Linked DNA regions of Homo sapiens: regions 2, 3, 4, 5 and 6 are each linked to region 1. The links are chromatin contacts, found by Hi-C or POLR2A ChIA-PET in ENCODE. All regions are on one chromosome and are shown on one strand. The core of a region is the stretch at or near the end of the contact, and the rest is flanking DNA. Distances in the headings are between cores, read along the strand shown. Region 1 holds the start of ZC3H4 (zinc finger CCCH-type containing 4). Region 2 holds the start of SIX5 (SIX homeobox 5). Region 3 holds the start of SYMPK (symplekin scaffold protein). Region 4 holds the start of SYNGR4 (synaptogyrin 4). Region 5 holds the start of CCDC61 (coiled-coil domain containing 61). Region 6 holds the start of LIG1 (DNA ligase 1).

What was found. A loop is a pair of places that touch in the nucleus more often than their neighbours do. ChIA-PET counts read pairs that join two places held with the same protein, here RNA polymerase II (POLR2A). Pooled maps may share reads with other maps.
Region 2: a loop to region 1 is called in a pooled map, with 11 times the contacts of the local background. The contact joins the promoter of SIX5 here to the promoter of ZC3H4 in region 1. A Hi-C loop is called at or near these places in 8 of 50 pooled maps. POLR2A ChIA-PET finds 5 or more read pairs at or near these places in 2 of 52 experiments (GM12878 and activated B cell).
Region 3: a loop to region 1 is called in a map of breast epithelium, with 17 times the contacts of the local background. The contact joins the promoter of SYMPK here to the promoter of ZC3H4 in region 1. A Hi-C loop is called at or near these places in 1 of 168 maps with a recorded cell type or tissue (breast epithelium), 3 of 37 single-sample maps with no recorded cell type and 7 of 50 pooled maps.
Region 4: a pooled map shows a loop between it and region 1 (11-fold over the local background). The contact joins the promoter of SYNGR4 here to the promoter of ZC3H4 in region 1. A Hi-C loop is called at or near these places in 7 of 50 pooled maps. POLR2A ChIA-PET finds 5 or more read pairs at or near these places in 3 of 52 experiments (H1, activated CD4-positive, alpha-beta T cell and activated naive CD8-positive, alpha-beta T cell).
Region 5: a loop to region 1 is called in a pooled map, with 31 times the contacts of the local background. The contact joins the promoter of CCDC61 here to the promoter of ZC3H4 in region 1. A Hi-C loop is called at or near these places in 1 of 37 single-sample maps with no recorded cell type and 9 of 50 pooled maps. POLR2A ChIA-PET finds 5 or more read pairs at or near these places in 1 of 52 experiments (MCF 10A).
Region 6: a loop to region 1 is called in a pooled map, with 16 times the contacts of the local background. The contact joins the promoter of LIG1 here to the promoter of ZC3H4 in region 1. A Hi-C loop is called at or near these places in 1 of 37 single-sample maps with no recorded cell type and 7 of 50 pooled maps. POLR2A ChIA-PET finds 5 or more read pairs at or near these places in 1 of 52 experiments (GM10248).

What each region holds. Positions count from the first base shown.
Region 1 is chr19:47,111,459-47,116,080 of GRCh38, reverse strand. ZC3H4 (zinc finger CCCH-type containing 4) reads left to right here and starts at 2,305. Exons shown (of 15, transcript NM_015168.2): 1 at 2,305-2,361; 2 at 3,492-3,657. The coding sequence starts at 3,497. RefSeq lists enhancers at 2,163-2,392, 2,633-2,792, 2,672-3,399, 3,400-4,128 and silencers at 3,203-3,292, 3,543-4,032.
Region 2 is chr19:45,767,429-45,772,050 of GRCh38, reverse strand. SIX5 (SIX homeobox 5) reads left to right here and starts at 2,799. Exons shown (of 3, transcript NM_175875.5): 1 at 2,799-4,009. The coding sequence starts at 3,207. It overlaps DMPK (DM1 protein kinase), which reads left to right. Exons shown (of 15, transcript NM_004409.5): 11 at 123-280; 12 at 386-483; 13 at 655-701; 14 at 991-1,080; 15 at 1,411-2,334. The coding sequence ends at 1,563. It overlaps DM1-AS (DM1 locus antisense RNA), which reads right to left and starts at 4,255. Exons shown (of 2, transcript NR_147193.1): 1 at 3,920-4,255; 2 at 168-561. RefSeq lists enhancers at 1-460, 1,460-1,539, 1,980-2,089, 2,250-2,329, 3,821-4,380 and 1 more and silencers at 1,660-1,819, 2,344-2,528, 2,380-2,919, 3,280-3,499, 3,950-4,079 and 1 more.
Region 3 is chr19:45,860,808-45,865,429 of GRCh38, reverse strand. SYMPK (symplekin scaffold protein) reads left to right here and starts at 2,283. Exons shown (of 27, transcript NM_004819.3): 1 at 2,283-2,372. FOXA3 (forkhead box A3) reads right to left here and starts at 1,104. Exons shown (of 2, transcript NM_004497.3): 1 at 905-1,104. The coding sequence starts at 973. RefSeq lists a silencer at 909-1,318 and enhancers at 1,959-2,368, 2,620-3,258.
Region 4 is chr19:48,361,743-48,366,364 of GRCh38, reverse strand. SYNGR4 (synaptogyrin 4) reads right to left here and starts at 1,998. Exons shown (of 5, transcript NM_012451.4): 1 at 1,828-1,998; 2 at 430-629. The coding sequence starts at 522. TMEM143 (transmembrane protein 143) reads left to right here and starts at 2,425. Exons shown (of 8, transcript NM_018273.4): 1 at 2,425-2,467; 2 at 2,834-3,074. The coding sequence starts at 2,445. RefSeq lists enhancers at 1,704-1,853, 2,224-2,343, 2,824-2,873.
Region 5 is chr19:45,993,391-45,998,012 of GRCh38, reverse strand. CCDC61 (coiled-coil domain containing 61) reads right to left here and starts at 2,546. Exons shown (of 14, transcript NM_001267723.2): 1 at 2,509-2,546. RefSeq lists enhancers at 2,429-2,608, 2,999-3,188.
Region 6 is chr19:48,168,160-48,172,781 of GRCh38, reverse strand. It overlaps LIG1 (DNA ligase 1), which reads left to right and starts at 2,438. Exons shown (of 28, transcript NM_000234.3): 1 at 2,438-2,541. It overlaps ZSWIM9 (zinc finger SWIM-type containing 9), which reads right to left and starts at 2,102. Exons shown (of 4, transcript NM_199341.4): 1 at 2,068-2,102; 2 at 705-988. The coding sequence starts at 979. RefSeq lists silencers at 1,910-2,049, 2,850-2,899, 2,930-2,999 and an enhancer at 2,297-2,956.

The DNA of each region.
Region 1 (4,622 bases), core at 1,056-3,555:
CCCAAGTAGCTGGGGCCACAGGTGCATAGCATGAAGCCGGGCTAATGTTATGACTTCTTTTTTTTTTTTTTTGAGACGGAGTCTCGCTCTGTTGCCCAGGCTGGAGTGCAGTGGGGCTATCTGCAAGCTCCACCTCCCGGGTTCAAACCATTCTCCTGCCTCAGCCTCCCGAGTAGCTGGGACTACAGGCGCCCGCCACTATGCCCGGCTCATTTTTTGTATTTTTAGTAGAGACGGGGTTTCACTGGGTTAGCCAGGATGGTCTCGATCTCCTGTCCTCGTGATCTGCCCGCCTCGGCCTCCCAAAGTGCTGGGATTACAGGCGTGAGCCACTGCGCCCGGCCATGTTTTGACTTTTTGAAGAAACTGGGGTCTCACGATGTTGCCCAGGCTGGTCTTGAACCTCTGGGCTCAAGCAATCCTCCTGTGCTAGAATTATAGGCATGAGCCACTGTGCCGGCTGCAACATTTAATTTAATTAAAGTCTTTCTGTCACTCAGGCTGGAGTGCATGATCTTAGCTCACTGCAACCTCTGCCTCCCGGATTCAAGCGATTCTCCCCTCAGCTTCCCGAGTAACTGGTGATTACAGGTGCCGGCCACCACGCTTGGCTAATTTTTTTTTTTTTTTTTTTTTTTTTTTGAGACGGAGTCTTGCTCTGTCATCCAGGCTGGAGTGCAGTGGTGCCATCTTGGCTCACTGCAACCTCCACCCCCTAGGTTCAAGCGATTCTTCTGCCTCAGTCTCCCAAGTAGCTGGGATTACAGGCGCGCCACACCATGCCTGGCTAATTTTTTGTCTTTTTAGTAGAGACGGGGTTTCGTCACGTTGGCCAGGCTGATCTCAAACTCCTGACCTCAAGTGATCCGCCAGCCTCGGCCTCCCAAAGTGTTGGGATTATGGGTGTGTGCCACCACGCCCCGCTGCCAGCTGGAACATTTAAAAAACAGTAGGATCCGCTGGGCGCGGTGGCTGACGCCCGTAATCCCAGCACTTTGAGAGGCCGAGGCGGGCGGATCACGAGGTCAGGAGATCAAGACCATCCTGGCTAACGCGGTGAAACGCCGTCTCTACTAAAAATACAAAAAATCAGCTGGGCGTGGTGGCGGGCGCCTGTAGTCCCAGCTACTTGGGAGGCTGAGGCAGGAGAATGGCGTGAACCCGGGAGGCGGAGCTTGCAGTGAGCCGAGATCCGCGCCACTGCACTCCAGCCTGGGCGACAGAGCGAGACTCTGCCTCAAAAAAAAAAAAAAAAAAGTAGGATCAATATACCAGGAAGTCACATGGTGCCTCTGTCTCCAGATTTATCACTGTTGACACGGTTTTTCTCTCTTCCTGGAATCTAAGTGGTCTTTGCTTTGTCAGGGCCTGAAATAAGGTATTTCTTTTCTTTTTTTTTTGAGACAAGAGTCTCACTCTGTTGCCCAGGCTGGAGTGCAGTGGCATAATCTCGGCTCACTGCAGCCTCGCGACCTCCCGGGATCGGGCGATTCTCCCTCTTCAACATCCCGAGCAGCTGGGACTACAGGTGTGAGCCATCATGTCCTGCTAATTTTTGTATTTTTAGTAGAGAAGGGGTTTTACCATGTTCGTCAGGCTGGTCTCCAACCCGAGCTCAAGCGATCCGCCCGCCCCGGCATCCCAAAGTGCTAGGATTACAGGCGTGAGCAACATCGCCCCGCCTGAAATAAGGTATTTCTTCTGCCTGGAACCATCTCTTCTTTTTCATGTACCAGCCTAAAAGAACAATTACAAGACCCTCCTCTAACACTCCACCCACCCCCTTTATTCTTTAACTCTGTTTCTCTCCCTTGGGGCATTATCGGTTAAGTTCCATGAAGACAGAAACTGTTCCCATGCTCCATCACAGGGACTGGCACTGTAGAAAGAGCTAACAAGTATTTAAGGAAGATCCCTGGATTCGAGGTTACAGTGAGGTATGATCGTGTCACAGCACTGCAGTCTGGGCGACAGAGCAAGACTCTGTCTCTTAAAAAAAAAATCTTGCTGTGCTTTTTAGAACTAATCCTATGACCGTGAACCGATTACTTAAAACACCGAACTTCAGTCTGCAAATGGGAATAGCAGCAGCTTATGTTAGGACGGTTATGAGGGTCAAAAGATTTTGTTTGTACAGTCTACGACACCGGCCAGTGTTTCTAGCTCTGCTATTTGAGAGCCTTCCATGGGTCCTACACCCCAGGTCCTTAAACTCCCCTGAGGGACTACCAAGCCCCGCCCCTCTCGCATCCAATGATGACATCATCGACTGGGTTGTCGAGTGACGTCACCTCCGGGCTGGCTGGGCTTCATCGCTTCTCCGGAAACCTCCGACTCTCGGCACCTGGCCTCCAGCTTTCGGTTATTTTTTTTTTCCCTCTCCGTAGCCTGAATTCCTTCCCTCCCATTCTCCCACCTAAAACTATTGGCTCTTCCCGCCTTCCTTCAAACTAGCAATTTTCGGTTTTTCCCTCTTGCTCTCCGGCGAATTCCTGAAAGTCGTTTATTCTCCCCTTCAGCCCCGCCCGTTCAGCTCATTCTCTTAATCGCATTACCCTGGCTGCTTTTCTTTCGGCTGTTTCCACCTCCTGCCACCCACCCGGACACCGCTTTCGGCTCTTTCCGGACCGTCTCAGTTTCTCCTCCTTCCCCGGTCCCGATCGGCTTAGGCTATTTATGGCTCCCCTAGGTTTCTCATGCTCTCTCTAGCCCCACCCATATCACCACCTTCAGCTCTTTCTGGCTCTCCCCCGTCGCCTCCTCGCTCCTGCTCAGCTCCTTTCGGCTATTTCCGCCTCCCCTCGGCCTCGCCCTTTGCCTTCGGCTCTTTCCGCCGGCCTTCGGGCAAGCGGTCTCTACCCCTCTCCTGCACGTGACACGGCCTCCGCCTCCGCCTCTCAGTTCCCCCTCCCATCTCACCCTTCCTCCCGCCTCAGCCTCTAGGCTGGTTCGGGCCGAGCCGCCATTTTGTGTCAATTCCTGATTGCGGCGGGGGCCGGGCAGCCGGGGCACCCAGGGCGGGCAGAGAAGGGAGACAGTCGGCCCGTCTCCGCGGCCCGTTCCCTCTCTCCCTCAAATCCTTTTTTTCTTTTTAACCCCCCACCCCCCTCGCTCGCTCTCCTCTTCTCCCCTTACCCTTCGCTTGCTCCATCGCGCGCGGCCCGCGCTAATTACACCCAACCACCCACCAGTGTCCGTGTCTCCCGGGTGTCCCGCCCCCCGGGGGTGCGTGGGGGGGGGGCTCTCGCCCCTATGAGGGCCCCGCGCCAGTGAGCGAGTGACCGCAAGGGTGGGCTGCGGAGAAAGCAGGCGGCGAGCGGCCCTCCGAGGCCTAGGCCGTGCGGCCTACGCGGAGGTCAGCGCAGAGGTGATTCCGAAACCGAAAAAATATATACCCCATTCCCATCAGGAGCCCTCCGAGCTTAAGTGTGCCCCTCCCGCCACGCCCAAGCAGTCCTTTTTCGTGCATTAACATCCCCTCCCCCCCAAAGGAACTATGGAGGCCGCGCCCGGGACCCCCCCGCCGCCGCCATCAGAGTCGCCGCCGCCGCCATCGCCGCCGCCGCCATCAACGCCTTCGCCTCCTCCGTGTTCCCCCGACGCCCGCCCGGCCACCCCGCACCTCCTCCACCACCGCCTCCCGCTCCCTGACGACAGGTCAGGCCCCCGGTTGGGCCGGGGCTGCGTCCCCGGGGGGAGGAAGAGGAGGAGGAGGAAGGGGGGCGGCCGCCATGTTGGGCCGGGCCGCGGAGGAGGAGGAGGAGGAGGAGGAGGAGGAAGGGCGGGGTCGGTGGGTGTCTCTCGATCGCTTGCTCGCTCGCTCTTTCTCGCTTGCTTTCTCTCCCGGCCTCATGCGTTTCCCCCCCCTCGCGGCGCTCGCCCGCTCTCCCTCGCTCTCGCTCTGTCTTTTTTGGGCGCCATGCTGAGGGGAAGGTGAGGAGGCGCCCCTCGGACCCCCCGCGCCCGTCCGCCTGTCCTGGGGAGGGGGCGCCGTGGGGGGTGCTGCGGAGACCCACGGGGGTCCTGGCTGCCCCTGCGCCCGGAGCTGGCAGCTACGGGCCCGCTTGCCCGTCGCCTGGCTTCGGGGAAGGGGATGGGGGAGGGGCTCCGGACCCTTTTTGGGGGGATCTCGAACAACAGCCCCGCTCTTAGGGGTTTGGGGTTGGGGGTCTCCCAGCCCCCGGCAGTATCCTTTCTCCTGGGGGAGGCACACCCTGTCCTACTTGGATGATAGGTACTTTAGCTTAGGAGGCAGAAGGTGGGGGTTCATTCAGGTCCCTTCTCCATCCTTGTAATTGGGGGTCATTTGGGTGGGTGCTCTATAGCACTTGTATTTTTTGGCGGGGGGTGTTTTTTAGCTATCCCCTAGAAGGCCGAATTGGGGAGGGGGGAGATGCATCTCCAGCCCTTTTGATGAAAACCCCAGCCTATTTTTTTAGAGAAGACTCTTCCCCGTGTTTTTGCTAAAGGGCAGGGGTCCTCTCGCTTTTCGTAGGTAGGTGACGTGAGGGAGGATTCTCAGCCTTGTTTTGCGGGGGTAAGGTTTGGTTTCCCTGCCTTGTAGGGAGAGGAAGTTGGTCCCGCGCTTTCTCCTGGGGTTCCCCCCTCTGTCGGGGTAAAAT
Region 2 (4,622 bases), core at 1,550-4,049, 1.3 Mb after region 1:
CCAGAAATGTTGAGGGGACGGAGGAGTAGGGGATAAACAAGGATTCCTAGCCTGGAACCAGTGCCCAAGTCCTGAGTCTTCCAGGAGCCACAGGCAGCCTTAAGCCTGGTCCCCATACACAGGCTGAAGTGGCAGTTCCAGCGGCTGTCCCTGCGGCAGAGGCTGAGGCCGAGGTGACGCTGCGGGAGCTCCAGGAAGCCCTGGAGGAGGAGGTGCTCACCCGGCAGAGCCTGAGCCGGGAGATGGAGGCCATCCGCACGGACAACCAGAACTTCGCCAGGTCGGGATCGGGGCCGGGGCCGGGGCCGGGATGCGGGCCGGTGGCAACCCTTGGCATCCCCTCTCGTCCGGCCCGGACGGACTCACCGTCCTTACCTCCCCACAGTCAACTACGCGAGGCAGAGGCTCGGAACCGGGACCTAGAGGCACACGTCCGGCAGTTGCAGGAGCGGATGGAGTTGCTGCAGGCAGAGGGAGCCACAGGTGAGTCCCTCATGTGTCCCCTTCCCCGGAGGACCGGGAGGAGGTGGGCCGTCTGCTCCGCGGGGCGTGTATAGACACCTGGAGGAGGGAAGGGACCCACGCTGGGGCACGCCGCGCCACCGCCCTCCTTCGCCCCTCCACGCGCCCTATGCCTCTTTCTTCTCCTTCCAGCTGTCACGGGGGTCCCCAGTCCCCGGGCCACGGATCCACCTTCCCATGTAAGACCCCTCTCTTTCCCCTGCCTCAGACCTGCTGCCCATTCTGCAGATCCCCTCCCTGGCTCCTGGTCTCCCCGTCCAGATATAGGGCTCACCCTACGTCTTTGCGACTTTAGAGGGCAGAAGCCCTTTATTCAGCCCCAGATCTCCCTCCGTTCAGGCCTCACCAGATTCCCTCCGGGATCTCCCTAGATAACCTCCCCAACCTCGATTCCCCTCGCTGTCTCTCGCCCCACCGCTGAGGGCTGGGCTGGGCTCCGATCGGGTCACCTGTCCCTTCTCTCTCCAGCTAGATGGCCCCCCGGCCGTGGCTGTGGGCCAGTGCCCGCTGGTGGGGCCAGGCCCCATGCACCGCCGCCACCTGCTGCTCCCTGCCAGGGTACGTCCGGCTGCCCACGCCCCCCTCCGCCGTCGCGCCCCGCGCTCCACCCGCCCCTTGCCACCCGCTTAGCTGCGCATTTGCGGGGCTGGGCCCACGGCAGGAGGGCGGATCTTCGGGCAGCCAATCAACACAGGCCGCTAGGAAGCAGCCAATGACGAGTTCGGACGGGATTCGAGGCGTGCGAGTGGACTAACAACAGCTGTAGGCTGTTGGGGCGGGGGCGGGGCGCAGGGAAGAGTGCGGGCCCACCTATGGGCGTAGGCGGGGCGAGTCCCAGGAGCCAATCAGAGGCCCATGCCGGGTGTTGACCTCGCCCTCTCCCCGCAGGTCCCTAGGCCTGGCCTATCGGAGGCGCTTTCCCTGCTCCTGTTCGCCGTTGTTCTGTCTCGTGCCGCCGCCCTGGGCTGCATTGGGTTGGTGGCCCACGCCGGCCAACTCACCGCAGTCTGGCGCCGCCCAGGAGCCGCCCGCGCTCCCTGAACCCTAGAACTGTCTTCGACTCCGGGGCCCCGTTGGAAGACTGAGTGCCCGGGGCACGGCACAGAAGCCGCGCCCACCGCCTGCCAGTTCACAACCGCTCCGAGCGTGGGTCTCCGCCCAGCTCCAGTCCTGTGATCCGGGCCCGCCCCCTAGCGGCCGGGGAGGGAGGGGCCGGGTCCGCGGCCGGCGAACGGGGCTCGAAGGGTCCTTGTAGCCGGGAATGCTGCTGCTGCTGCTGCTGCTGCTGCTGCTGCTGCTGCTGCTGCTGCTGCTGCTGCTGCTGGGGGGATCACAGACCATTTCTTTCTTTCGGCCAGGCTGAGGCCCTGACGTGGATGGGCAAACTGCAGGCCTGGGAAGGCAGCAAGCCGGGCCGTCCGTGTTCCATCCTCCACGCACCCCCACCTATCGTTGGTTCGCAAAGTGCAAAGCTTTCTTGTGCATGACGCCCTGCTCTGGGGAGCGTCTGGCGCGATCTCTGCCTGCTTACTCGGGAAATTTGCTTTTGCCAAACCCGCTTTTTCGGGGATCCCGCGCCCCCCTCCTCACTTGCGCTGCTCTCGGAGCCCCAGCCGGCTCCGCCCGCTTCGGCGGTTTGGATATTTATTGACCTCGTCCTCCGACTCGCTGACAGGCTACAGGACCCCCAACAACCCCAATCCACGTTTTGGATGCACTGAGACCCCGACATTCCTCGGTATTTATTGTCTGTCCCCACCTAGGACCCCCACCCCCGACCCTCGCGAATAAAAGGCCCTCCATCTGCCCAAAGCTCTGGACTCCACAGTGTCCGCGGTTTGCGTTGTGGGCCGGAGGCTCCGCAGCGGGCCAATCCGGAGGCGTGTGGAGGCGGCCGAAGGTCTGGGAGGAGCTAGCGGGATGCGAAGCGGCCGAATCAGGGTTGGGGGAGGAAAAGCCACGGGGCGGGGCTTTGGCGTCCGGCCAATAGGAGGGCGAGCGGGCCACCCGGAGGCACCGCCCCCGCCCAGCTGTGGCCCAGCTGTGCCACCGAGCGTCGAGAAGAGGGGGCTGGGCTGGCAGCGCGCGCGGCCATCCTCCTTCCACTGCGCCTGCGCACGCCACGCGCATCCGCTCCTGGGACGCAAGCTCGAGAAAAGTTGCTGCAAACTTTCTAGCCCGTTCCCCGCCCCTCCTCCCGGCCAGACCCGCCCCCCCTGCGGAGCCGGGAATTCCGAGGGGCGGAGCGCAGGCCGAGATGGGGAATGTGGGGGCCTGCAGAGGACCCTGGAGACGGAGGCGTGCAGAAGCTCAGTCTCGGGGCGGAGGCTTCGCGCCCTTAGTCCTCCTGGACGGCCCGTTACCTTCTGCGTTGTCCCGATGGGGAAACTGAGGCCCTGAGCCAGAAGCACACGCTGGGGGGAGGCAGAAAGCGCGGCCAGAGGCGGAGGGAAAACAAAGGGAGAATCACAGACAGACGGGAGGGGGACGGACACACACAAGGGGACAGAGACCCGAGTGGAGAGCTGGATCTCGCCTTCCCGGCGTGGGGCGCAGGGTCGGCCAGAAAGAAGATCGAGAAGAGCGGGGAGTGGGGGCGAAAAGGGGGGACAGGTGGGGGAGGAGGCTGGGGAAAGCCCGAGGGAGGAAGAGAGGGAGGGAGGAACTTCCCAAAGTTGCAAAACATGGCTACCTTGCCTGCGGAGCCGAGCGCGGGGCCGGCGGCTGGGGGGGAGGCGGTGGCGGCGGCGGCGGCGACCGAAGAGGAGGAGGAGGAAGCGCGCCAGCTCTTGCAGACTTTGCAGGCGGCCGAGGGTGAGGCGGCGGCGGCGGCCGGGGCCGGGGCGGGCGCAGCGGCTGCGGGAGCTGAGGGCCCGGGATCCCCGGGCGTCCCCGGGTCGCCCCCCGAGGCCGCTTCCGAACCGCCCACGGGCCTCCGCTTCTCGCCCGAGCAGGTGGCGTGCGTCTGCGAGGCGCTGCTCCAGGCGGGCCACGCCGGCCGCTTGAGCCGCTTCCTGGGCGCACTGCCCCCGGCCGAGCGCCTACGTGGCAGCGACCCGGTGTTGCGCGCGCGGGCCCTGGTGGCCTTCCAGCGGGGCGAGTACGCCGAGCTCTACCGGCTACTCGAGAGCCGCCCCTTCCCCGCCGCCCACCACGCCTTCCTGCAGGACCTCTACCTGCGCGCGCGCTACCATGAGGCCGAGCGGGCCCGCGGCCGCGCGCTTGGCGCAGTGGACAAGTATCGACTGCGCAAGAAGTTCCCGCTGCCCAAGACCATCTGGGACGGCGAGGAGACAGTCTACTGCTTCAAGGAGCGCTCCCGCGCAGCGCTCAAGGCCTGCTACCGCGGCAACCGCTACCCCACGCCGGACGAGAAGCGCCGCCTGGCCACACTCACCGGCCTGTCGCTCACGCAGGTCAGCAACTGGTTCAAGAACCGGCGACAGCGCGACCGGACCGGGGCCGGAGGCGGCGCGCCCTGCAAGAGGTGAGGGGCCTCGGGCGGCGCAAGTCCAGCTCTCCCGGGGACATCCCGTCCACCAGCCCTCTTCCCCCGTGCCCACTGCTGGGGCCGGCGCGCCGAGGTCCTCGGACATCTCCCGGGACCAGCTCACAATCTCAGGCGCCCGCGGGGCGCGGGGACTAAGTGTGGACGGGACAGGCACCCGCCCGGGCCCTCTCCCCGCACGCGTCTCCTCTTCCAGCGGCTCCATTCCGAGCTCCTTCCCAAATCCCATCGGTGTTGGGGAATCACACTGCGGGGGGCACTAGAGGGACTGAGGAAAAAGGACAGGGCCTGTGGCCACTCCACTCCGCGTAGGGGCTGCCTCCCAGCCCCCTTTCTTCACTGACCGTTACTCTTACCCACCCGCCCCCACACTCCCTCCGGGCCCGGACGGCGTGGTCCGTCTTCTGCCTTTGTTGTGAAACGTGAACCTTTCCCAGCTCCGGTTTCCCTGTAACCCAAACCCTTCTCCTCCCACCCTGAGCGCCGGCCTCTCCCTTCTCTGACGCCCCGCGGGGAGGGCACCGGGAACTGGGCTGGCGGCTGCTGCTCCCTCTCTCCAGGCCACTCGCCCGCTTTCCGCCCAACCAAGGAA
Region 3 (4,622 bases), core at 1,034-3,533, 1.3 Mb after region 1:
GGGTCAGACTTGAGGAAGGACTTTCTGTCTGTCCAGGTGAGGGGATTAGAATATGCCGCCACCCCCCACTCCAGGGAAGCCTTGTCTGAGGTGAGACTGGATGGGAATTTTAGCAATAGCTGGAGGTTGCTGGACTGGCGGGGAGCAGGGGAAGGTGCACAATCTAAAACTCTCCATCTTCCGACTTGGGGAGTCCCTGCGGAGGGTCATGGGTAGGGATGGGGGGGTGGAGATCGGCCCCTCTCCTGCCAATGCTGATGGCTACATCTTCTGCTCCCAGATGCCCAACTCTAAGCCACCTGTTATTTCAGACTCCAAAAACGAAGCTTCATCTCTGAGCACCCCCATCTCTGACCCCTGAGCACCAATCCCTATGTCTGACCCTACCTTAGATTACCAGCTGATCCTTAGCCCCGAACCCCGGTTCTTTAACACTGTGTGCTGGCCCTGAGCTCCCACCTCAGTCTTCCCCTTAATGGTGACTCCTCCTCCATCTTTTAGTCTTTCTTTCCCTCCAACTTTGAACCTCACATCCTGAAACCCCCTAGTCTGTCCCCTACCCTGGAACTCTGATTCCTATCTTTGGTTTGTACATATAAATCCCTTGCTTTTTGGGGCTCCAACACCCGGCTCCCAAGTTTAAGGTGTGACCCGACCCTTGGCTAAATTTTCCTGACTTCCATTTTTAAGCCCTGGCCGCGGCGAGGCTGCCCAAACAGCGCTCCCATCCATGCCTCGTCCCCGGTCCCCGACTTCCACACCTGGTCTCCGTGTTCCCAGTTCCTCAGCTGCCCAAGTAGACGCCTTTGCCTCCATTTGAACCCACAACCAGTCCCTGCTCCATGTGAGCCCACACCCCGATACCTGCCCCCAACTTCCCGCTCCGCCATCCCCGAGGACACACCTCGCCCGCCTCCGGGTAGTAGCTCCACTCGGCCAGGTCATGGGCCTCCATCTTCACTGAGCCCAGCATCCCCCGGGCTTACGCCCCCACCCGCCCCCGCTCCGGCCCCGGGGGAACGGAGCGCTCTGGATCTCTCAGCGGGCACGGCCCGAGCTCCCACCGGCGCCCGCCCGTCCGACCGCCCGGGGTACGGCTGTCCCGAGCGCCGCGGGAGGCGGCCACGCTTTATAGCCGGGACACCCCCGCCCTCGCCCGCCCCGGGCTCCCCTCCCGCCTCCCCGAGGGCGGCGCGCTCGGACTGGGGCGCCCCCTGCGGGATCGCCAGGAGACAGACCTCAGGCGCCGGGGGCCGCAGCCCCAGGACGCGACAGCTGGGGGTGATTCAGGAGTGAGGGAGCTGCCCGCAGCGACGCTGCAGATACCAAGGGCCCCGAGGTCAGAACTCTGGAGCCTTTCTACCTCAGGGGGCTTCATCATCTCGGCAGGAGAGGACGAAGAGCCAGAGCCCTGCATGACCGTGGCGGAAGAAAGGGGAATCAGAACGCTAGGGCCACTATGCGACTACAAGGACCCGTAAAAGGTCCCCGAAATCACATCCCCATTGGACAGACAGGAAGACTGAGGCTTCCGACGGCTAGAAATGCTTAACTTGGCCGGGCGCGGTGGCTCACGCCTGTAATTCCAGCACTGCAGGAGGCCGAGGCGGGCGGACGAATCACTTGAGGTCAGGAGTTTGAGACCAGCCTGGCCAACAGGGTGAAACCCCATCTCTATTAAAAATACAACAACTAGCTAGGCGTGATGGTGCGTGCCTGTTATCCCAGCTATTCGGGAGGCTGAGGCAGGAGAATCGTTTGAACCTAGGAAGCGGAGGTTGCAGTGAGCCGAGATCGCGCCACTGCAGTCCAGCCTGGGAGAGAGAGCGGGACTCCGTTTCCAAAAAAAAAGAAAGAAAGAAAAGAAAAGAAAAAGAAATGCTTCAGACTGTTGAAAGGGTCAAGAACAAAGATGGAGGGGATCGGGGCCTCTCCGCAGACCCCACTAGGGCAACAGACCACCTCCCCTCCAAGACCCAGGAGCTTCGCTGCCCGAACTCCGCACTCTCCAAGACCAGCCAGCCGTCCAGGGACTCAGCACCACTGAGAACTCCATTTCCCAGAATGCTCTAGCTCCCTTTCCGCCCGGTGCCTCCGAAGGGACTACATTTCCCAGAAGGCCTAGCCGGACCCAGAGCCGGAAATGAAGGGTCTGCTCGCCGTAGTATGGAGGCGGGCAGAATGCCGCTCGCACGGGACGAGGCATGGGCGGGGTCGGGCTGTGCTCTGGACTCCATTTCCCGGCGGCCCTGGGTGTGTGGCGCGTGCGCACCGTTCCCGGCGACGAACGGAAGATGGCGGCGGCGGCGGCGGCGGAGTGTAGGAAGAGGCACTGCTGAGGGGGCGCGAGGGGAACGGAGGCCAGAGCTGCGGTGAGCGGGAGGCGGCGTTTGGGCCCGGAGACGAAAGGAGGAGGCTCCTAAAGAAGCAGGGGCTCGGGCGGGGAGGGCATCGCCGTGGGGAGAGGGGAACAGTGGCTTTCGCGACCCATGTTTCTTCCCTTGCTCAGGACCCTTCCTTGGCTCCCTAGTGCCCTCGAGGCAAAGTTCCAACGTGGCCCCCCGGGCGCCACCGCCCCGCAGACCTCGCTTGCTTCGACTCGGCCTCTTTGCTTTTTCCCCCACCTCTAACAGCCGCCCTGGCCTTTCGGTTCCTTAAACTTGCCATGCGCTTTCCCGCTTCGGGGATTTTGCACAGGCTGTCCCTTCTGCCTGCAACATCCTTTTACCCATTCGGCTTGGCTAACTCCCATTTCATCCTTCGGGTCTCGGCACCAACGTCACTTCCTCTGCGAAGCCCTCCTTCCCTGCCCTCCATCCAGAAATCCGCCTGTTAAATGCTTTTGTCGGTCCGTGTTCCTTCATGTCACGTGTGGTCTAATTTGTTATCCGACTCTTATCTGTGTGCTGTTTTATGATGTCTATGACCGTGTGTTCCATGAAGGTAGGGACTAGGTTTGTCTCTGTCGCCACTGTGTTCTCAGCACAGCGCCAATCACGCCGGAGACGCCCAGCTAATGTTCGTTGAAGGAATAAAAGATACTCCTAGAGCCAGTTTGGGGAAACAGGGTAGTCATCAGATTCCTAGGTAGCAGTGGGGCAGGGTACCACTTCTTAACGAGTACATCGAGAGGGAAGGGGAAACAGTGATACTGTTCATCATAGCAAAAGGCTACACGCATCCCAAATGTTCTTAAATAAGAAGATTGGCTGAAAGAAACTATAATACATCCACATAAAAAATACTATGCAACTCTAAAAAGGAATGAGGTAGATAAAAGGAAATGATGAAAATCTCTATACACTGATATAGTGGCCTCCAACATATATTAAGGGAAAACAAGTGAAGTGGAGGTTGGTGTTTATTGTATATGCTTTTTCTTTTTTTTTTTTTTTGAGACAGGGTCTCACTCTGTCGCCCAGGCTGGCACGATCCCAGTTCACTGCAACCTCCACCTCCCTGGTTCAAGTGATTCTCCCACCCCAGCCTCTCGAGTAGCTGGGATTACAAACGTGCCCCACCACACCCAGGTAATTTTTATATTTTTAGTAGAGACGGGGTTTCTCTGTGTTGGCCAGGCTGGTCTTGAACTCCTGACCTCAAGTGATCTGCCCACCTCAGCCTTCCAAAGTGCAGGGATTACAGGCCTGAGCCACCAAACTCGGCCTGTGTAGGCTCCTTTTTTTTTTTTTTGAGACAGAGTCTCACTCTGTCACCCAGGCTGGAGTGCAGTGGCGTGATCTCGGCTCACTGCAACCTCTGCCTTCCAGGTTCAAGCAATTCGCCTGCCTCAGCCTCCCAGGTAGCTGGGATTACAGGCACACCACCACGCCTGGCTAATTTTTGTATTTTTAGTAGAGATGGGGTTTCACCATGTTGGTCAGGCTGGTCTTGAACTCCTGACCTCGTGATCCACCTGCCTCCGCCTCCCGAAGTGCTGGGATTACAGGCGTGAGTCACCGCTCCCGGCCCTGTGTATGCTCTTTTTGTAAATGAAAGGGAAATATGTATATATGGGTTTTTTTATTTTCATTTTTTTTCCTTTTTTTGCATAAAATCTAGCTCCTGCAGGAGAATTTTGTGTATGTGTGTTTAAAAAAGAACAAAACAAAACTGAAAGCATAAACCAAAAAGCAGAAGAAGAATGAAACAGGGTAAAATATTTTGGTTGATCTGAATGTATTATCATGAAAAAAGTGGAAATGTTTATTATGGGGTTTTATTTTATTTTATTTTATTTTTTGAGGCAGAGTCTCATTCTGTCGCCCAGGCTGGAGTGCAGTGGTGTTGGGATTACAGGTGTGAGCCACCATGCCCGGCCTGTTTTTTTTATGTTTTGACTGGGGACGGCATGCCATGCCGGTTGTCTGGTGGCCAGGATCCTTGGCTTACGTAAACAGACCTGGGGGTAAAAAACAATTCCTTTCAGATAAACAGTACTGTAGCATAGTGGTAAGGAAGATATGCAGCCATGCTGCTGACTCTGCCTCTTACAAGCTATATGCCTTTGGTCAGGTCACTTTACCTCCCTGGTCTTCAGTTTCCTCATCTGTAAAATGAAAATTAAAAATACTAACTCCCAGCCTGGGCAACATGGCGAAACCCTTCTCTACAGAAAGTAC
Region 4 (4,622 bases), core at 749-3,248, 1.3 Mb before region 1:
GGGCTGGAGTGCAGTGGTATGATCTCCACTCACTGCAAACTCCACCACCCGGGTTCGAGTGATTCTCCTGCCTCAGCCTCCTCAGTAGCTAGGATTACAGGTGTGTGCCACTATGCCTGGCTAATTAAGATTGTTTCAAAGAAAAAAAATTTACTTAACTTTTCTAAGCCCTAGTTTTGTTATCTCAGAGATGGGACTTGCAGCACCTACTGTGAGGGCTGTTCCTTACTATGAGAGTCCATCAGTGCCTCAATAGCATAGGGCCTATAGTGGGGTGCTCAGGAAAAGGTGGTGTCAGCATTTGCTCCGTTGTCTTGTTTCCCCGTCTGACCCCTTCCTTGTCCTCCCATCTCCCGCACTGTGTCTGGGAGTTGAGAGCTCCTGGCTCCTGTCACCCAGGGGCACAGTCGGGCCATGGGAGGGCCTCACCCCTTCGAAGACCCGCGTGATGGTCTTGGGCCTTCTCAGAAACTGCACGGCTTCGCTGTTGGCCAGCTCCTGGAGGCTTTTGGGGATGTGCATGGCAGCTGTTTTCCTTTGGGGCCACTGGGAGGTGGGAGCCAGGGTGCTGGGCGCTGCCTGCTGGGCACTGCCGTCCGGGGGCTTCAGGCCAGCCCTGGGCTTGGCTGCTGTGGGATGACACAGATGGGGGATGCCAGTCAGGGGCACGGGGTGGAAGGGCTGTTGGGGGCCCCAGGATTGGGGGACATGGGGTGGGGATGGGGGGGGTCCCCGGAATGGAGTTGTGTGGGGTGAGGGGACTGCTGAGCCTCTTAGGAGTCAGGGTGTGGGGTGAATGGGCTGTCAGGGGCCCCAGAAGTCGGGGACGTAGGATGGGGGTGCAGGTGGGTCCCAGGGAATGAGGTTGTGTGTGCTGAGGGGGCTTCTGTGGGCCCCAGGAGTGGGGGGCATAGGATGGGGGTGCTGGGGGTCCCAGGAATGGGGTTGTGTGGTGAGGGGGCTACTAGGGGTCCCAGAAGTGGGAGGCATAGGATGGGGGTTCTGGGGGGTCCCAGGAAAGGTGTTGTGTGGAGAGGGCTGCTAGGGGTCCCTGAAGTGGGGGACATAGGATGCGGGTGCTGGGGGTTCCCAGGAATGGGGTTGTGTGTGGTGAGGGAGCTTTCTGGGGGTCCCAGGAGAGGGGGGCATAGGATGGGGATACTAGGGGTCCCAGGCAAGGTGTCGTGTGGGGAGGGCTGCCAGGGGTCACAGAGGTGGAGGTGCAGGATGAGAGAGTCGCTAAGGGTCCCCTGGGTTGAGGTGTGGGTTAAGGGGGTCTATGGAGGATTCCAGAGAGGTGAGGGCCTGGGGTGAGGGTGATTCTGGGGGTCCCAGGAGTGGGGGACATAAGTGAAGGGGCTGCTTCAGGTTCCAGAAGTCAGGAATGTGGGCTGAGGGGGTTGTTGGGCGAGAGGGCTGTCAGGGATCCCAGAGGTGGAGTGCAGGGGAGGGCTGGGATATTTGGGGACCACGTCTTGTGACCCAGGAGCTGAAGGGCCTGCAGAGGGACTGGGTCCTTCTGTGAGAGGACACAGGTGGGACTTTCTGGGGACTAGGGGGTGCGGCCATTGAGATCAGAGCCCCTGGGAGGTCTGAAACCGAATAATCCCTTTCAGGTTTGGGGGTGACAGCACCCTTCGTGGAGAACCCAGGTATCTCAGGGCATATTTCAGGCTGTCCTTGTCACTTGGGGCCATTTCCCAGAATAAGGGCCTCCCTTTCGAATTCAGCTCCATTTTCACGGAAGTGCACCTCCTCAAGCTGGGAGTCGGGACCTCGGATTTGTGGGGAACCTCAGAATGAGGCCACGCCCCGGCACTGGGCTACCTTCTTAGAATCGCGGTCTCCCCTTTAAGGACCTGGAATGGCAGTGCTGAGGTTTGGGGGTGACGGCACCTGAGAAGGGGCCGCCCCTTCTCTGGAGGGCCAATCTGCGTCACCTGAGGGCCCGCCCTTCCTTTCGCCACCCCCACCCCTCCTGGTCCCTAGCGCCACCTCAGCCTTCTTTTGGTTCCGCTTTTTCCCGCCTTTTCGCTCCTCCACAGCTGATTGGCTGCGCCCAAGTCCCGCCCCCTCCCTCTTTCCGCCTACTCAGGAGCTGACACGAGCCGGGGCGTGGCCTCGGCGAACGTTGGACTGCGCGCCGTTGGCGGACTGCGCGCGGGAGCCCTACCCCGCCCCATCCCTCTAGGGAGTCTCGCGTCCACACCGCCCCTTCCCTTTGTAGCAAGCTGACAAGGAGACACTCCTGCGGCGCATGCGTCGCGCCCAAACGAGGCCGGCGGTGGAGAAAGGCAGGCAACGCATGCGTAGTTGATGTAGGGAGTCGGCGGTGAGAAATGGACAGCCCGCATTGACCGAAGCTTTGCGCATGCGTTTTACTGCTGGGTGAAGCCGAACCTCGGGAGCCCAGGACGCCCTCCTGCACATGCGCAGGAGGCTCAATGACAGTCGAGCTTTGGCTAAGGTGAGGGAGAAATCGGGGGATTGCATGGCCAGGGAGGGCGGCCCTGCACCCCCTAGGTAACCTTTACGAGCATTTCCTGCTCTCCTAAGATCTACCTCGCTGTCTAGACCCCAAAGAAACGTTGTACCACTACAGGGTCTCTGGGCCTGAAAAACGCCCCAGAACCTAAGACCTCTGACCCCTGTCTGGGACCCAGGCCAACTGAGCAGTGTGGGAAGGGGACAGGCAACAGGGGCTTTGAGGCGAGCGGATGGGCTCTGCGCCCTGCCTGGGGTAGAGACGGCTTCTGGAGGGTGGGACGTGGAGGTGGAGAGGGCGCTTTTCCTCTAGATGGCCTTTGACCCCTGCCCATTTTCCTCTGTTTAGGCTCCGGGGAAAGGGTCTAGCCATGCTGCATGTGACCCGGGGGGTCTGGGGGTCCAGGGTCCGAGTATGGCCACTGTTGCCCGCGCTCCTCGGGCCCCCCCGGGCCCTCTCATCGCTGGCAGCCAAAATGGGGGAGTATCGCAAGATGTGGAACCCCAGGGAGCCCCGCGACTGGGCCCAGCAGTACCGCGAGCGCTTCATTCCCTTCTCCAAGGAGCAGCTGCTCCGCCTCCTAATACAGGTACCGCCTGTCCCAGGCCCAAGAGCCTGGGGACTACGGCTCCCAGCAGGCTTCGCGGCGGCAGGGCCCTAGTTGCTGCAGAGAGCTGCCCTGGCGCCTCCTGGGAGTTGTAGTTCCCGGGTCCCTTCGTGTTTCCCTAGTGGGCGGGAGATGAGCTGGAATGCAGGAGCCAGGTCTCCGAGATGCAGACGCAGCATCCATTCCCAACTCTGGCTTGTTCTGAGGGCTTGAACAGGCACTCTCTGGGGCATGGTTTTTCCCTCTTTAAGATGGGTATAGTAATCATCCTCATCATTACTATTTCTACTACCTGATAATAATTGTACCTATAAAGTCACAACGCTGTAATCATAATTATTATCACACAATTTGAGCTCTGACTCCATGGCACTGTGCCAGACATTTTTCATGTATTGTTGAATCATCAGTAAGAGAGATACCACCATCATCCCCATTTTACAGATGAGATAATGGAAGCATAGGGAAGGAAAGTGACTTACCCAAGGCCACAACATAGTGGCTTAGATTTGAACCAAAGTGGTCTGACTCCAGAGCTGGCCCAGGACTAGGGTTAGGCAAGTAGGGCACTCGCTTGACCCTAAGAGTGAGTGCCCCGTTAAATTTTGCACCCTTGGGTGCCATATTCACCTCATCCTAGTCTTGGTCTCACTCTAGAACCTGAGGTCTTATTGCCACCATCATCATCATTGTCATTATTGAGGATTTTGAGGATTATTATTCATTTATTTTTCTTTATTTATTTTTGTGAGACAGGGTCTCACTCTGTTGCCCAGACTGGAGTGCAGTGGCACAATCTCAGCTCACTGCAACCTCTGCCTCCTAGACTCAAGTGATCCTCCTTCCTCAGCCCCCGAGAGGCTGGGACTCTTGCCTGGCTAATTTTTGTATTTTTAGTAGAGACAGGGTATTGCCATGTTGGCCAGGCTGGTCTCGAACTCCTGGCCTCAAGTGATCTGCCCATCTTGGCTTCCCAAAGTGCTGAGATTACAGGTATGAGCCACCACACCTCACCATCATTCATTAATTTAACATTTATTTACTGAACACCTACTGTATGTACTCAATTCTGTGCTGGACTTGATACACACACAAATACACACACACAAATACACACAAGTATATGCATACAAGTACACACACAAATACACAAATATGTGTACACAAATACACAAATATACACATACAAATGCACACACACAAATACACGCACACACAAATATATGCACACAAAAGTACACAAATATACACACATAAATATACAAATATATGCACATATATGTAAACACATGTGTATATAGGACATGTGTAATCTCATCAAATTCTCACCGTAGCCCTCCAAGAAAGAGCGTGTAATCCTCTGTTGCCAGTGAGGAAACTGAGGCTCAGAGAAGTGAAGACAATTACCCAGGACATTGACATAGGAAACATAAAGAAGTGGTTCAAGGCCGGGCGCGGTGGCTCACGCCTGTAATCCCAGCACTTTGGGAGGCCGAGGCGGGCAGATCACGAGGTCAGGAGATTGAGACC
Region 5 (4,622 bases), core at 1,297-3,796, 1.1 Mb after region 1:
TATAAACCAACAGTAATTGATGTGAGGACCGGGCACAGTGACTCACGCCTGTAATCTCAGCACTTTGGGAGGCTGAGGTGGGCAGATCACTTGAGGTCAGGAGTTCGAAACCAGCCTGGCCAAGATGGTGAAACCCCATCTCTGCTAAAATTACAAAAATTAGCCAGGCGTGGTGGCATATGCCTGTAGTTCCAGCTACTTGGGAGGCTGAAACAGGAGAATCACTTGAACTTGGGAGGCGTAGGTTGTAGTGAGCTGAGATGAGGCCACTGCACTCCAGCCTGGGTGACAGAGAGAGACTCTATCTCAAAAAATAATAATAGGCCCAGCGCAGTGGCTCACGCCTGTAATCTCAGCACTTTGGGAGGCTGAGGTGGGTGGATCACCTGAGGTCAGGAGTTTGAGACCACCCTGGCCAACATGGCAAAACCCCGTCTCTACTAAAAATGTAAAAATTAGCTGGGCATGCTGGCATACACCTGTAATCCCAGCTAGTTGGGAGGCTGAGGCAGGAGAATCACTTGAACCCAGGAGGTGGAGGCTACCGTGAGCCGAGATCGCGCCACTGCACTCCAGCCTGGGTGACCCGCAAGAGTCCATCTCAAAAAAAATAATAATAATAATCTATATCAGGTAGTGGTGTTATGAAGAAAAATAAAGCCAAGTGAAGGGCCATACAGTGACAGGAGTTATTTTAGCTTGAGTAGTACTTTAGCAAATGCCTGGTTGTGAAGCTGACGTCTGAGCGGAGACCTGAAAGAGGTGTGGAAGAAGCCACACAGACACCTGAAAAGACCTGATCCAGAAGGACAGGACAGCGAGTACAAAGGCCCTGAGGTGGCAGTGCGTTCAGGGACAGCGAGTACAAAGGCCCTGAGATGGCAATGTGTTCGCTATGTTCAAATGACAGCGGGGAGGCCAGGGTGGCTGCAGCAGAGTGAGCCAGGGGAATGAGAGAAGTGATGGGAGTTGAGGGGAGGGAGGAGGAGGAACCCAATAGGTTGGGGCCTCGTGGATATGGTGAAGACTTTTGCAGTGTAATGTGGGAGCCAGGAGAGGGTTTGAAAGGAGAAACAACCTGACCTGACTTCTGTTCTACTAGTATCCCCCTAACAGTGAGAGGCAGAGAGCCCACCTGGAAGGCCACTGCAACAAACCAGGTAAGAGCAGGAGACAAACTGAGGCCAGAGTGGTAGCAAAGGAGCTGGTGAGGCATGGTTGGATTCTGGATGTGTTTTGAAGACAGAGCTAATGCGATCTGCTAGACCATATATAAGTAAGACAAAAGGGAGAAGTGAAGAAGACTCCAAGCTAGCCAGGCACGGTGGCTCACGCCTGTAATCCCAACACTTTGGGAGGCTGAGGCGGGTGGATCACCTGAGGTCACGAGTTCAAGACCAACCTGGCCAACATAGTGAAACCCCTTCTCTACTAAAAATACAAACAATTAGCTGGGTGTGGTGGCGGGCGCCTGTAATTCCCTTGAATCTGGGAAGTGGAGGTTTCAGTGAGCCAAGATCGCGCCATTGCACTCCAGCCTGGGCTACAAGAGCGAAACTCTGTCTCAAAAAAAAAAAAAAAAGAACACTCCAAGCTTCTTGATCTTAGTACCTGGCAGGATGAATGTCCCATCAACTGGGTTTGGAGGTTGAAAGGAAGAAATCGCAAGATTGGTTTGGGACAAGTTTATGTCTGAATGTCAGATGAACTTCCAAAGAGAGAAGAGTCGGCCATGATATGAGTCTGGAGTTCAGGGCAGAGATCCAGGCTGGAAATACACACGTGGGAGTTCTCATTAGATAAAGAGGGTGAAGCTAGCCAATGGTATAGACAGAGATGATGTCATTCTACTGATGATGAAGCTGAGGCACAGAAGGGTTAAACAACTGGCCCAAAGCCACAGTAATGATCAGTGGCAGAGCCAGGATTCAAATTCGGGATTCAACCCGACGCCAGAGCCCACATTCTTAACCATCAGTAGAGTAAGTTTAAGAGTTAATTCACCTAAAACACTTGGCAGGTGCACAGCACATAGCAAACGCCACAGGCATAATAGGGCTTCACATCTCTTTAAAGTACATGCTCATCCCTGGAGGTCTCCTTCCCTCCCTTCCTCAATATTGCTTCTTCCCACGACTTTCACCCAAATCAAAGCTTGTAAAGCATAGTGCGCTGTAATAACCCTCTGCCTTAAAACCTCCTACTAAATCGCCACGCTGCATTCCAAGGACGTCTCTATATTTTACCATCTGCTGTCTCCTGCTTTACAACTTTCCCCATTGAAGACCCTCCTGCGATATACAGATCACCCCCAACTCACATGCTGCGCTCAGCCTCACAACCCCTCAATCAAGCGCCTACCCTTGTTAAAGGGCACCCTCCCTCCCGATTCCTACAAGGCCAGGTCAGCTGCCCACCGCAGCCCACTCTCCCCCGAGAGAAGCCCCTTCCCCTCCACCTAAGACCTCCACCACGGCCCGCGCAACCGCCACTCCCGCGGCCTCTCACCTTCTCCACTAGCAACCCTCCTCGCGAGCGGTTCAACTGACGAAGCTCCAGCCCCGCCCCAGGATCCGGCGTTCTCGCTTCTGATTGGTCACAGCTTACCAGCAGCCAAGTTTCCATTAGCCAAAAGAGACGCCCATCACTCTGTCCCTCCCCCAGAGGAGAACCCGCCCTCCAAAACTTCCAATTGGCTAACTAAGAAGAGGCTGTCCCAAATGGGTTGGGGGAGGCACCTAACGTCGGGCTCTTCTCTAATCACTACTGGCTAATAATGCTGCCAGTCATACAAAAAGGTTGTTCCCCAGAGTGGAAGGGAAAGAATCCCGGAAGTAGCCCCTTGACTCCACCTATTACCCCCTGCGGGAGGGTAGGCCGCGCCCACGTGGTGGGGAGGGCCTGGAAGGGAGAGCCGGGTGTGCATGCGCATGGGGAGATAGTGGCCGCGGCTCCGGAAACTGGGGAGTGGTCTCAGCATAAAGACAGGTTGAGATTTGTCATCGCTTGGTGCATTCCAAACCTGCACTAAGCATTTTGCAGGACTTGGCTTATTTAAACTTTATAACAGCCCTGCAAAGTTATTATGATTTCCATTTTACCACTAAGAAAACAGTCTCAGAGAGGTATAGCCACTAGCCCGGGTTCACACGGCTTTTGAACGACCCATATTTTAAACCGATCAGTCATGAACTGGAAGGATCCAGCTAAAGGAATTGAGCGCGGGGATGGGGGAGGAGGGACCTCTTTAAGAAAGGAAAATAAAGTTTAAAGAAAAAAAAAAACTGACATGAAAGTTTACTTAGAATATGAAATAATAACAAATTACATATTTAAAAGAGCCAAATACCACAAACATTGCAAAATCCCAAAGGATAACGTAATGTTTTTATTAATTTTCTGCCTGACACACCTCTGTGATGTTTCCTACTTTTTCAGCTGCATGTTTCACAATATCCTTGTCTACAAAGAGAAAAGTAAGTTATCTTTCCTCTAGCGTGGTTGATGGAACTTTTTAAAAATTCATTATAATTTAGAACAAGTTTCAGCTTCACAAATCAGTATTGGTGATGTTATTGAAGTCTTTTGGAAATCTAGAAAAACTTCTGGCCAGGCGCGGTGGCTCACACCTGTAATCCCAGCACTTTGGGAATCACGAGGTCAGGAGTTCGAGACCAGCCTGAACCACCTGGTGAAACCCTGTCTCTACTAAAAATATAAAAAATTAGCTGGGCGCAGTAGCGGACGCCTGTAATCCCAGCTACTCAGGAGGCTGAGGCAGGAGAATCACTTGAACTCGGGAGGCGGAGGTTGCAGTGAGCCAAGATCGTGCCACTGCACGCCAGCCTGGGCAACAGAGTGAGATGCCACCTCCAAAAAAAAAAAAAGAAAAACTTTCATAAAGTTTCATTCACATGTTAACTATGTTTTGGAAAATGTTTCCACAGACTAACTTCTGGCTCAATACTTTCAATTTTTTGTTTGTTGGTTTCTTTGTTTGCTGAGACAGGGTCTCGCTTCATCGCTGGGCTGGAGTGCAGTGGCATGTTCATGGCTCACTGCAGCCTTGAACTCCTGAGCTGAAGTGATCCTCCTGCCTTACCCTCCCAGGTAGCTGGTACTACAGGCACACGCCATCACATCTGGCTAATTTTTTTTTAATTTATTTTTAGTACACATGGGGTTTCACTATGTTGCCCAGGCTGGTCTCGAACTCCTGAGTTCAAGCAGTCCTCCCACCTCAGCCTCCCAAAATGCTGGGATTACAGGTGTGAGCCACCGCGCAGGCTTCCTTTCAATTCCTGACATTTCTGTTACACAGATGCTTCTGGAATGAGCCGCTAAAAGATACATTCATGCCATTTAGTAGGCTGTGGCCTCGCATCTAGTGAGTTAGTAACTTACACAACAGAAGCATTCCGGGAAGCCATTTCTACGCCATGACAACTAATTAGGTGGTTTAAGTATCCGAGAAGTATCTATGAACCACATAAAAATATCCCTGTAAACCCAATCTAAATGTATTCTCACTTCACCTTCCCCTCAGCTAAATCCCATAAATGCCTGCACTCCAGCTTGAGTGACAGAGCAAGACTCTGTCTCTAAGAAAATAATTAATAAAT
Region 6 (4,622 bases), core at 1,189-3,688, 1.1 Mb before region 1:
GCACTTTGGGAGGCAAGACGGGCAGATCACCTGAGGTCATGAGTTTGAGACCAGCCTGGCCAACATGGTGAAACCCCATCTCTACAAAAATCCAAAAATTGGCCAGGCGTGGTGGCGCGTGCCTGTAATCCCAGCTACTCAGGAGGTTGAGGCAGGAGAAACAACGCTTGAACTCGGGAGGTGGAGGTTGCAGTGAGCCGAGATTGTGCCATTGCACTCCAGCCTGAGTGACAGAGCAAGACTCTGTCTCAAAAAAACAACACAAAGCAAAACAAAACAAAAACAAAAACAAAAAACCACACAAAAATTAGCCGGGCATGATGGCAGGTGCCTGTAGTCCTAGCTACTCGGGAGGCTGAGGCGGGAGAATCACTTGAACCTAGGAGGTGGAGGCTGCAGATGGCACCACTGCACTCAAGCCTGGGCGACAGAGCGAGACTCCATCTCGAAAAAAAAAAAAAAGTCTGTAAGTCGGGCCCACACCATCTCTTGCTCCGTGAGTATCTTTGTCTCTCTAGCTCCTCTTCTTCTCTCAGTACATGTCCCTCCTTGACTCCCGCCTCTCTGCAAGGTGTATTTGGCTGCCTCAGTTGGCCTCTCCCCCTCTGCATCTCTGGGTGGGGTGTTCTCTGCCCGTCTCCCACCCACACCCACCCCCGGTGCTCCCCTTCCCCCCAGCAGGACAGCGGCTCAGGTTCACGCACCCCACGGCGGGCCGGCTGGGCGCACGCACGTCCTTGCACACAAGCCGCACGTAGCTGTACTTGAGCACGTCGATGAGCGTGTAGAGCGGGGGCGCACTGGCCCAGCGGCAGCGCGCCAGGTGCATGGAGCTCTTGACGAAGAAGAGCGCCAGCCGCTGCTGGCACCACGCGTCGAAGAAGCGGCTGAACTCGGCCCACGAGAAGAAGGCCCGCTCCCGCAGCTCCTGCTCCTCCTGCCCCGCAGCCGTGCCGGGTGGGGGCTCCGGCCGCTCCATCCTGGGGGCCTGCGTGGAGGAGGGGAGAACAGGTGGATATCAGACCCATTCCCACCCGGGGTATCTCATCTACTCCATTCTTGGCCTGCCCCGTCGGTTGCTGGTGCCTCTATCGAGGTGGGTAGCCCGGGGTCGGACGTGCCTGTTTTTCTCCAAATATATAAATATCAACCTCCATCCTATCTTTGGCCTCCTCCCACCGCCTTATCCCTGGTTCACTTGGAGCCTGTCATCTTGATTCCTAATTCCAACTCGTCTCCTCCTCCGCAGATGTGACCCTTAGGTACAGTTGGAATCTCTCCTCCCAAAATACGACCCTTAAGCTCAGATGTCCCTTAAGGACATCTCCTCAAATGTGTTCTCAAATTCCAGCTAAAACCTCCTCCCCTTCCAGCTGTGTCTCTCACCCAAGAGTAACTTCTAACTCTCGTATTCATCTGGAACTCCTCCTTCCATGTGCCAACAGTTGGCTGTAACCCCTCCAAAGACGCTCCATCTCCAGATGTGCTCCCACATCCAGGCCACGGACCCCTCACCCGGTCACATGCTTCATGCACCTGTGGCTCCGCACTCCCCAGATGTGCCTCTGGCGTGCAGCTGTTGCCCCTTCCCCCGATTATGACCCTATGGCTCGCCACATGCAGCTGTAGCTGGGGCTTCCCTGAGACACTCTCATCTCCAGATGTACTCCCCACATGCAGTTATCCACGCTTCGCCTACAGGTGTGTGCCCCACTTGTGGCTAGTTCTCCTCGGAAGTGTCACCAGTATTCACCTGTGGTCCCCTCCTCCTCAGATGCGGCCCCCAGTCCAGCTGTGGGCCCCTCCTCCCAGTTACATCCACCATCCCCCGCAATATGCATCTTCGTTCTAGACATGGCCCCTCGTCCTCGGATGGGCTCCTTCACCCCAGATGCTCCCCCCACGTCCAGCTGCGCGTCTCCCCTCGAGCAGCCCCATCCAGCCCGCTCCCGACCCTCCTACTCCCCCCCTCCCCGCCCGCTGCGGCACCTTCCAGCCCCGCCGTCCCACCTAGCTGTGCCTCTCCCCTCCCCAAGATGTGCACCCTTCCCGCCCCTCCCCACTCACCTACCCGCCCCGGAGCGGCGTCCACCTCCCACAATGCCCCGCGCCCAGGCCTGGCCCGGCCCTTGCTCCCGGGATGCCCCGCGCGGTCTCCCGCCTCTCTTCCCGCCGTGCCTCGCGGGGGCGCTTCCACCGATTCCTCCTCTTTCCCTGCCAGTCACTCCTCAGACCCTCAGCCACACCCGCTCATCCAGGGCGAGGGAAAGCGCGGGCATTTTCCCAGTGTGCTCTGCGGGAGGGCTCGCCCCACTTCACCCCTTTTCCCGCCCTCCTCCCATTCGGGAGACTACGACTCCCAGTGTCCTCCGCGCGACGGCGGCGGTGCGGACGGTGCCCAGGTCCCGCCCCTAGGCTCTGCCCCGCCCCCGCCCGCAGACGTCTGCGCGCGAATGCCGTGGCGCGAACTTGGGACTGCAGAGGCGCGCCTGGCGGATCTGAGTGTGTTGCCCGGGCAGCGGCGCGCGGGACCAACGCAAGGCAAGTGGGGCCGTCCGCAAGCAGATGGGAGGCGGAGGGCGGCGGGTGCGCCGAATGCTTGGGGCCTATGCTTCGCCATGTCGGGGTGTCTGCAGAGGAGTGGGCGTGGGGACGCTGAGGCTGCCGAGAGCGCGGTGGAGACGGAAGAGCGCGGGCTGCGGGCCGCCGGAGAGTGCAGAGAGGTGTCTCCCAGAGGGAGGGGGGCCAGGTAGAGGGTAGACGAGAGACAGAGACAGTTGGACAGGTCCTCTGAGAAGAGGCCTTGAGGTGCGAGTTCACCTGGAAAGGGGAGAGGCCAAATGGAACTGAGGGGCGGGGCCGGGGGGGGGAAAACTGTGTGGGCGGGGCCAGCTGGAAATCGGAAGGCCCCCCGAGGGGGCGGGGCTATCTGGGAGGGGGAGGGGCTGAAGGGAGCTAAGGGGCGGGGCCGGGGAAAAGATTGCGTGTGGGCGGGGCCACCTGGAAGGGGGAGGTGCCAAGGGTGGGGCTGGCTGGGAACCGGAAGTGCTGAGGGGGCGGGGGCCACCTGGAAGTGCTGAGGGGGCGGGGCTAGAAGAAGGTAAATCGCGGGCAGCAGCATCACCTGGAAGGAGTGGGCCCTACTGGAGGGAGATGGGTGGTGTCAGGGAGAGGTCAGTGGTAAGGTCCAGGTCTAGGTAAAGGGCTCGTAAAAGATGGAGAATCATCTGAATGGGGAGACGTCTGGCCTAATGTATGCTTGATAAAGGGATGGAGCTTACCTCTTGTTTTTACTTTTTATTTTGAAATAATTATAGATTCAAGGAAGTTGTGAAAAGAGTATATCCATCTTCCCCTAATGGTGACATCTTATGTAGTCCCAATATCGAAACCAGGAAATTGACATCAATACAGTTCTGTTAACTAGATTACAGACCTTGTTCAGTTTTCACCAGTTTGTGTGGTGTGAGTGTGATTGTGCATCTGTGTGCCCGTGCAGCTTGATTCCTTGTATAGATTTGTGTAACCCCCATCGTAATTGTGATATAGAACAGTTCCCTCTCCACATAAGAACTCCTCCCCAGGCCCCTGGCAACCGCTAATGTGTTCACCATCTCTAGTTTTGTCATTCGGAGATTGTTATGTAAATGGAATCATATATTATTAGGATGTTACCTTTTTTCTACTCTGCACAATGCCCTGGAGGTCCACCCAAGTTGTTGCTTGTATCAGTGCTTCGTTTCTTTTTATTACTGAGTACTGTTTCATCCTTACTTGATATTTTTCCTGTCATTATCTCTTCATTTTGGTAACCGCTTTATTGAGATATAATTCACAATTATACAGTTTGCCCATTTAAAGTGTACAATTTTGCCCATTTAAAATGTACAAGTCAGCGGTTTTCAGTGTATTTAAAGTGTATTTCAGTGTATTTAAAGTGCCCATTTAAAGTGTACAAGTCAGTGGTTTTCAGTGTATGCGCTGAGTTGTGCAGTTATTACCATAATCGATTTTAGGATATTTTTATCATCCCCCCAAAAAACTCCTATACCTTTTATCCATCATTCATTTAATTTTAACCCTGAACAATATTCTACCATATGGTATTCCAGTAATGAGGGAACCAGTTCCCTAAGGGTAGACATTCCACCAGTTTCCAGTCTTCTCTCATTACAGTTAGTGCTGCAGCAGGTAACTTTGTGCCTCACTTGGTCCACCTGTGAGGGTCTCTGTGGGCCAAATACACAGAAGTGGGGTTGCCGTTCCGATAGAGACGCCAGGTGGTCCTCCAGAGGCATCAACCAGTTTGTTCCCCCCAACTCAGCAGTACACAGAGTTGAGAAGCCAGCCTTGAGTACCGTGGTAAGGAGAAAGGAACGTGGGCTTTGGAGCCAGCCACACCGGGTTTTGAAGCCTTGCCTGAACCCCAGCTATGTTCCTCTGTCCTCATTACCTTCATCTATAAAGTGGGGATGATCTCACCTGTCTTGGAGGGCTGACTTGAGGATTGAGGGTATTTGAGAATGTGATCAGCCTGTCAGGCATAGAGTAGGCTTCCCAGTAAACGCTTATGTATTTCTCCTTCCCTTGCAACTCAGTCTGGTGGTTAAGAGGTGAGCTGT